Linked DNA regions of Homo sapiens: region 2 is linked to region 1. A link is a loop called in an ENCODE intact Hi-C map of the cell type or tissue named here. Cell type or tissue: heart left ventricle. All regions are shown on one strand. Links, peaks and the distances in the headings refer to the core of each region. The heading gives the core; the rest is flanking DNA. Region 1 overlaps AGBL4 (AGBL carboxypeptidase 4). Region 2 overlaps AGBL4 (AGBL carboxypeptidase 4).

Region 1 (2,918 bases), core at 325-2,824:
TTCAGCACATTTTCCTTACCTGCTGCTATGTGCCAGGCACTGCTCTAAACAAACTTGAGCAAGACAAAGTGCAAAGAGCATCCATCTAGAGAGGGAGGTAAAGAGTTCATTAACAATTTGATGTGAACTTGCTTCAGCAGAGGAAGTAAGCCATGCGTGGACTGTGGGGATTCAGAGGCAGGGCACCTAACCAAGGTGAGGGCAAGGAGACTGTGGGTAAGTCTTCCTGGAGGCGGTAATAACTAAGCTAAGATATGAAGGACCAGTAGATCCTGGCTGTGTTATTAACAAGCTGAGTGACTTCCCCTTTCTGATGCTCAGTTTTGTCATCTGTAAAATGGGGATGACAATGGCTATCTCATAGGGATTTGGAGGGGATTCAATGAAACAGTTACATAAAAGTCAATTGACCATACTGAGCCTCAGTTTTCTCATCTCTAAAATGGGGGCAACAACAAGCCTAACTCAGAGGGCTTTTGTGAAAGGCAAATGATGCATGACAGAGCTTAGTAGATTCTAAGATGCTGCTCCACAACAATTTTAGTTGTGACTATTGCCATCATGATCCAGAGCTTAAGGCTGGTGATCAAGAGATACTGGCTCTGACTTCATGGGAGGTAGATTTTATTTAATTATTTTGGTAATTCAGTTTTCATTTTCCTGCTTGCACCCCTACTTCCTAGGTGAAGAAAGGAGACACCATTTACTAAGAGTTTCCCATATGCCAGGCCGTGGGCTAGTTCTTCATATGCCATCTCCTTGTAATGCTCATAAGAGTCCTTCAAGGTAGCATTTCTATGTCTTTTTTCAAAGATGCAGCAATAGACTCTAATTTTTCAAAGGCTGCACAGCTAGGAGTAAGTACTGTCAGTTTTCCACTCCTGGTGATATGGAGGGGTGGAAGATTAACCCGCCTGCCCACATGGAGCCCAAGGCATCTTGTTCTGACAAGGCTTCCTGAGATGATGGCTATGGGGGGGTCATGACTCCTGGAATGGCACAGGCAGAAGGCTGAAGAGAAGTCTTCTCGTCTAATTCCTAAGAAGGGACAAGTGAGACCTAAAGAATGAATTATACTGACACAATGAGATAGTAAAACATCTCTGTAAGATGTTTAAGGCTCCATGGCTTACAATAAAAATGTATTAGCCCCATGGACATTATTTTTTAATTTAAAAAGTTAGTTTCCAATACTTAGAAATTAGAGATTTTATATAGAAGTCAAGGTCTCATTTGACTGATTCAAATTTGAAAAATTCTATGAAAGGATCGTGGAACTTGGGGCCTCATTCCTACCAGACAGTTCCTGGCAGTTGCTGAGGAGGGCTGGCCCCTCCAGACAGGCCGTGTGCACCATGCACCATGTCTCTGCCTCAGCCTATATCTCCAGAGTGTCTGCTCCAGTCCTTTACTCACCTGCCCTGCCTCAGGAGTCATTTGCCTTCAGAGCTCCTCCTGCACAGTGTTTTCTCAGGCCTGAGAAGTGAAGGCAGGAATTGAACTGGGCCCTCTGATTACCTGTTTCTTTCCACCACAGCAAGGTGCTTTATACAGAACATTTTGTAGGAAGTCTAGATTGATTCTGCCCTAGTTAGATTTCCTATAGTCTAGCACCAAAGTAGTTTTCCTTGGATTCTCTCTTTTCCTTATTTTTAATGGATAAGGATCTCAAAGTTTGTTTTCTGATTGGCATTCTATAAAGAAAAAAAAAAGTTTTTATTTTTGGATTAACCCTGGTGTCTGATGCCTTTTAGGCCACCCTCTTTAAACTGTTAGATGCATGTTGCCTTTTCACAATGTTAGGCATAAGTGGCACTTGAATTAAGGTACCTGCTGACTCCTTCTTCCGGGCTTCCAAGTGGACGGCCAAATAAGCAGGGTTCTTCCCTGAACTCTAATTGATCCTCATACTACCAGTCACATTCCAAACCACAATTGAGGCAAAGCTTAGTTGAATAGCCCAGTCAAAGGTTAGCCCTGGTGTCAGCTGAGTCTGGGGTCAGAACTCAGCCTATGACTACGTTAGTGCTCTGGCGGGGGCTGAAGACAGAGAATGTTTGGATTCTCTCTGCTTCTGCTTTGCTTTCCCCTTCTCTCCCTTCTTCTTTGGACTATTCACTAACATAGACCTCTTTGGCAAGCTTTCTCTTCACCACTGTCCAGGGCTTCACAGACTTGGCTTAAGAGAAGGAGCCAATCCGTTTGACTTCAGTGAAGACTGAGAGCACTTTGTGATGCTCAGCACAGAATAGACACACCCATGAGTCTTTAACTGTAGTCATAGTGATAGCCCTTGGGCATGGAAAGGAAAATCCCTCATCTCTTCCCAATTCCTTCTGGGATGTGAAGCCTGGGTCTCTGGGACTGTATACGCAGTGGCCTAGGCAGCCAGATTCTGAATGCCTGCAGAGCCAGAGAAATAATGTTTCTCTGGGCACATTTTCCAGGACATTTTTAGAATGCCATATGACTGCCAAGGAGTGCTTTCTTATTAGATTTTCAAAATGTTGCCTCAAAACTGGAAGGATGACTTAGGCCGTCTTCCTCATTCATTCTCCAGTCTAGCAAAGTGGAAAGTAATTACATTCAGTGTGGTTTTGACAAGTCAGCTGTTGACTGGTAGGTAATTACAGAGCTAATGCTCCATGGCTCATCAATAAGCTCTGACCTCACCTTCTGATCAGTGGTTCAAGTCCTGACAACTTAATGTTTTTGCTTGTTAATGGAGCCAGACGACCTAGAATTAGGAAGTCCCTTGAGGACAGCAAATCCACCCCTCTACTCAGACCCTCTTTGAGGCCCAGCCTTACACACAACCTCCCATGAATACAAGTTGCTGGAAAGAGATTTTTTTTGAACACGCTTTTTGTGGTGGTTTTGCCTCATCCCAAATACTCTCCCTCATCCTGATTCTGAGT
Region 2 (2,918 bases), core at 121-2,620, 120 kb before region 1:
AACACCAGATGAGAAGTCACATCTTTTTGCCCCATTCTACCATCTTCACATGAGAATTGACTTAGTACAGGGCAAATATTCAGGCTTCTAAGAGTCCAAGGATTTGCATTTCCAAGGTTATGAAGAAAGGCATGTAGTAAATGTGTATATAGGCATCCAAGATGTGAAAGGTGTGATTATTTTCAGAACCTAATCTCATACCTTTCCATCCTTGCTGAACCGAATATTGCAAATATATTCTCATTTGTATTTGGAATGGTGTGTTTCTAAGCAATCATCATTCTGAATACTCATCCCAACCAGGAGATGACCTGAATATTTAATAGAATAAAAATGTATATATTAGATTACTTATTCAAATGCCTATCTGGCAGCTTGGATAGAATTAAGCAATAGTCCAATCTGGCTGTTGTTTTATGCATAGGATGTCAAAGCTAAACAGCCCTTAGAGAATATTCTCTTATTCTTTCTCTGCACAGAATCTCATCTTGTCCTGTTCACAGATGAGGAAACAGGCTGAGAGAGGGGGTCATAGAGCATGAGATGGGAGACCAAGGACCAATGCTACCATTTAGTGGCTAGGCAAGGTAATATTGTCCCTGTTGGACAAAGGAAGCAACTGAGGTTCGTTGTGGTGAAGTAACTTTTGCAGAGTCACATAGCTGGAAAATCACACAGTTGTCTGCATCCTGGGCCATTATTCTTTTGCACTACCTCACTGAGCCCCTAATATAGCCCAAGGGTGTGTTTCACCTTTCATGCCACCTTCAGACAATCTGGCAGGTACTTTGACTATGAAATCTTAGGAAATGATGTTATTATCCCTGTTCCATAGTTGAGGAAATCCCCATGAAATATGAAACTACATTTTAGATTCCCCAAACCAGGGATTCTACCGCACAGCTATTCTACCTTGCATGCTCTAAATGCTCCACAACATCAAGCAAGAGCACATTGTTCTGCCATTACAATAACAAAAGGCAATAACCCAAATTTGCCTTTTGAAATGAGCCCAAATATTCCTTTTGATGGAAAACATTCCCTCAGAAACTTAGTTAGATGTCATTTCTAAGAAAACTTCCCTGTGCACTCCCTACCCCAAACCCCAGAGCACTTCTCACATAGTATCGTCATTGTATAGGGGATATTCTCCCCACTAAATCGTGAGTACTTTGAGTCCAATAACCACCTCTGACTGTTTTCTGCATCTCTAGCATGGGGGTCTGGTACCCAGCAGGTTTCTGAGATTTGCTGAACAGATGAATAGATATTTGGGTAGCATCACTGCAGGGTGATATAATAAGACTATGGGTAGGAACTCAAGGGGAAGGGACTCTTCTCCCGCTCCCAACCAACCAGAGTTTGTTAATCTCTGACTATCAAAGAGAATATGGCAAGCCCTAAAACTTAACATGGTGCTTCCATCCCCAGCAAACAATAACTGAAATGTAAAACAAAATTTCTGAGCTTCCTATGATTTTGCCATTGCTGGGGAAGAAGAAAACACCATCTGCAGCACATGTTTCTATTCAGACTTGAACCTCACTTCATCTCACCAGACAATTCTGAAAGCACTTCAGCATTCTTTCCAGTACCATCTTTGCTAGTCTGTCCCTCCAGACCCCTAGAGCCCCTACCCCTCCAGGAATGATTCCCCAGCTCAATAGCCCACCATGATATCTCCCTTCTAGCTCCTCTTTCTTACCGGATGCACCATTTCTTTCTTGTTTATCAGATGCTGCCTCTTATTTGTCAGTTATGGATGGTCAGTGTTGGGGGAGAGAGGCAGTGTGGGCCAGTGAAGAGATCATAGGCTCTGGGCTCAGAGAGACTTGTGTATAAATCCCAACTTGACCAGCGAATAACTGCAAAACCTTGGAACATTTCTTTGACCACTCCCAGACAGTAAAATAGAGAGTAAAACTTCACTCTCAGAATTGTTGGGAGGTATGCAGGGACCTTGATAACTGAGGGCATTTTCTCTGAAGCTAGGGAGCTCATGCTTTATCTACAGACAACCCTGTAATGGGATACCTTTTAGAAATAATGCTTTGGCTATTGCACATGGAATGGATTGGAGAAGAGGCAGTAGAGGAGATAAACCAGGCAGGAAAATTTGCAGGAATGGTCATGAGTTGGCAGGGTGGAGAGAGTTGTTGCAGTATAAAGTTACAAGAGATAGTAGCCTGAACAAAAGAGGTAATAAATAATAATAAGAGCTAGTGTTTGTGAGCTTCTACTCTGGGCCAGGATTATGCTATCACTTTTTGGGATTTTTTAAAATCTTGTTAATAATCTAAGATTTTTAATCTCCATTTTATAGATGAGGAAACTGAGATGTTGAGAGGTTAAGCAAAGTATCCAAAATGACAAAATGACATACTAAGAAAACTTGGATTCAAGTCTAGACAATATCATTCCAGAGCCTAAGTGCTTAACCACCAGACTAGCTCACAATTGTAGCAGAGATTGGAGAAGAACCATTCAGATAGTGAAACTGGCAGAACTTTTTGAAAGATTGGCAAGAGTGGGCAAGAAAGAGGGTAAAGCATAGGATACTCTCAAGTTTCTCTCCCAAGGTCTGCAGGTCCTGAGAGGCAGAGCCAAGATTTTAACCCAGTTTTGTCTAATGACAAAGCACTTCCTCTTTTCATAGCCTCAGAAAATTTTACCTCAGACCTTAGTGAGTTACAGATCTGTACCTTCCCCAGAATTTTGTAATTCCTTTGTTTAAACCATTATACCATGACTTGCCTTCCTTAAGATGTCCAGGGTATATATTTCTTTACAGAGGGATTTATTATCAATTACAAAGAAAAATTGACAGGAAAATGCATTTGATAGCTTTCCTCCTTTGATGCCAAAACAAATGCAAAAGAGAACTCCAAGTGCCTTTGGAAATAGCAGTAGAGGAAGGG

The links. A loop is a pair of places that touch in the nucleus more often than their neighbours do. Peaks named below come from ENCODE experiments on the same cell type or tissue, not always from the same donor. Only the 100,000 strongest peaks of a DNase experiment are listed, where the experiment ranks them.
Region 2: a loop joins it to region 1, with 2.2 times the contacts of the local background. A loop is called at or near these places in 64 of 110 quality-filtered maps.

What each region holds. Positions count from the first base shown.
Region 1 is chr1:48,683,510-48,686,427 of GRCh38, reverse strand. The region is part of intron 6 of AGBL4 (AGBL carboxypeptidase 4); the gene reads left to right. Among named protein-coding and RNA genes, the nearest start is that of BEND5, 92 kb to the left of the region's middle. In heart left ventricle, for the core only: no CTCF peak of the experiment used is centred there; no DNase peak of the experiment used is centred there; H3K27ac peaks cover 262 bases.
Region 2 is chr1:48,803,397-48,806,314 of GRCh38, reverse strand. The region is part of intron 6 of AGBL4 (AGBL carboxypeptidase 4); the gene reads left to right. Among named protein-coding and RNA genes, the nearest start is that of BEND5, 28 kb to the right of the region's middle. In heart left ventricle, for the core only: no CTCF peak of the experiment used is centred there; no DNase peak of the experiment used is centred there.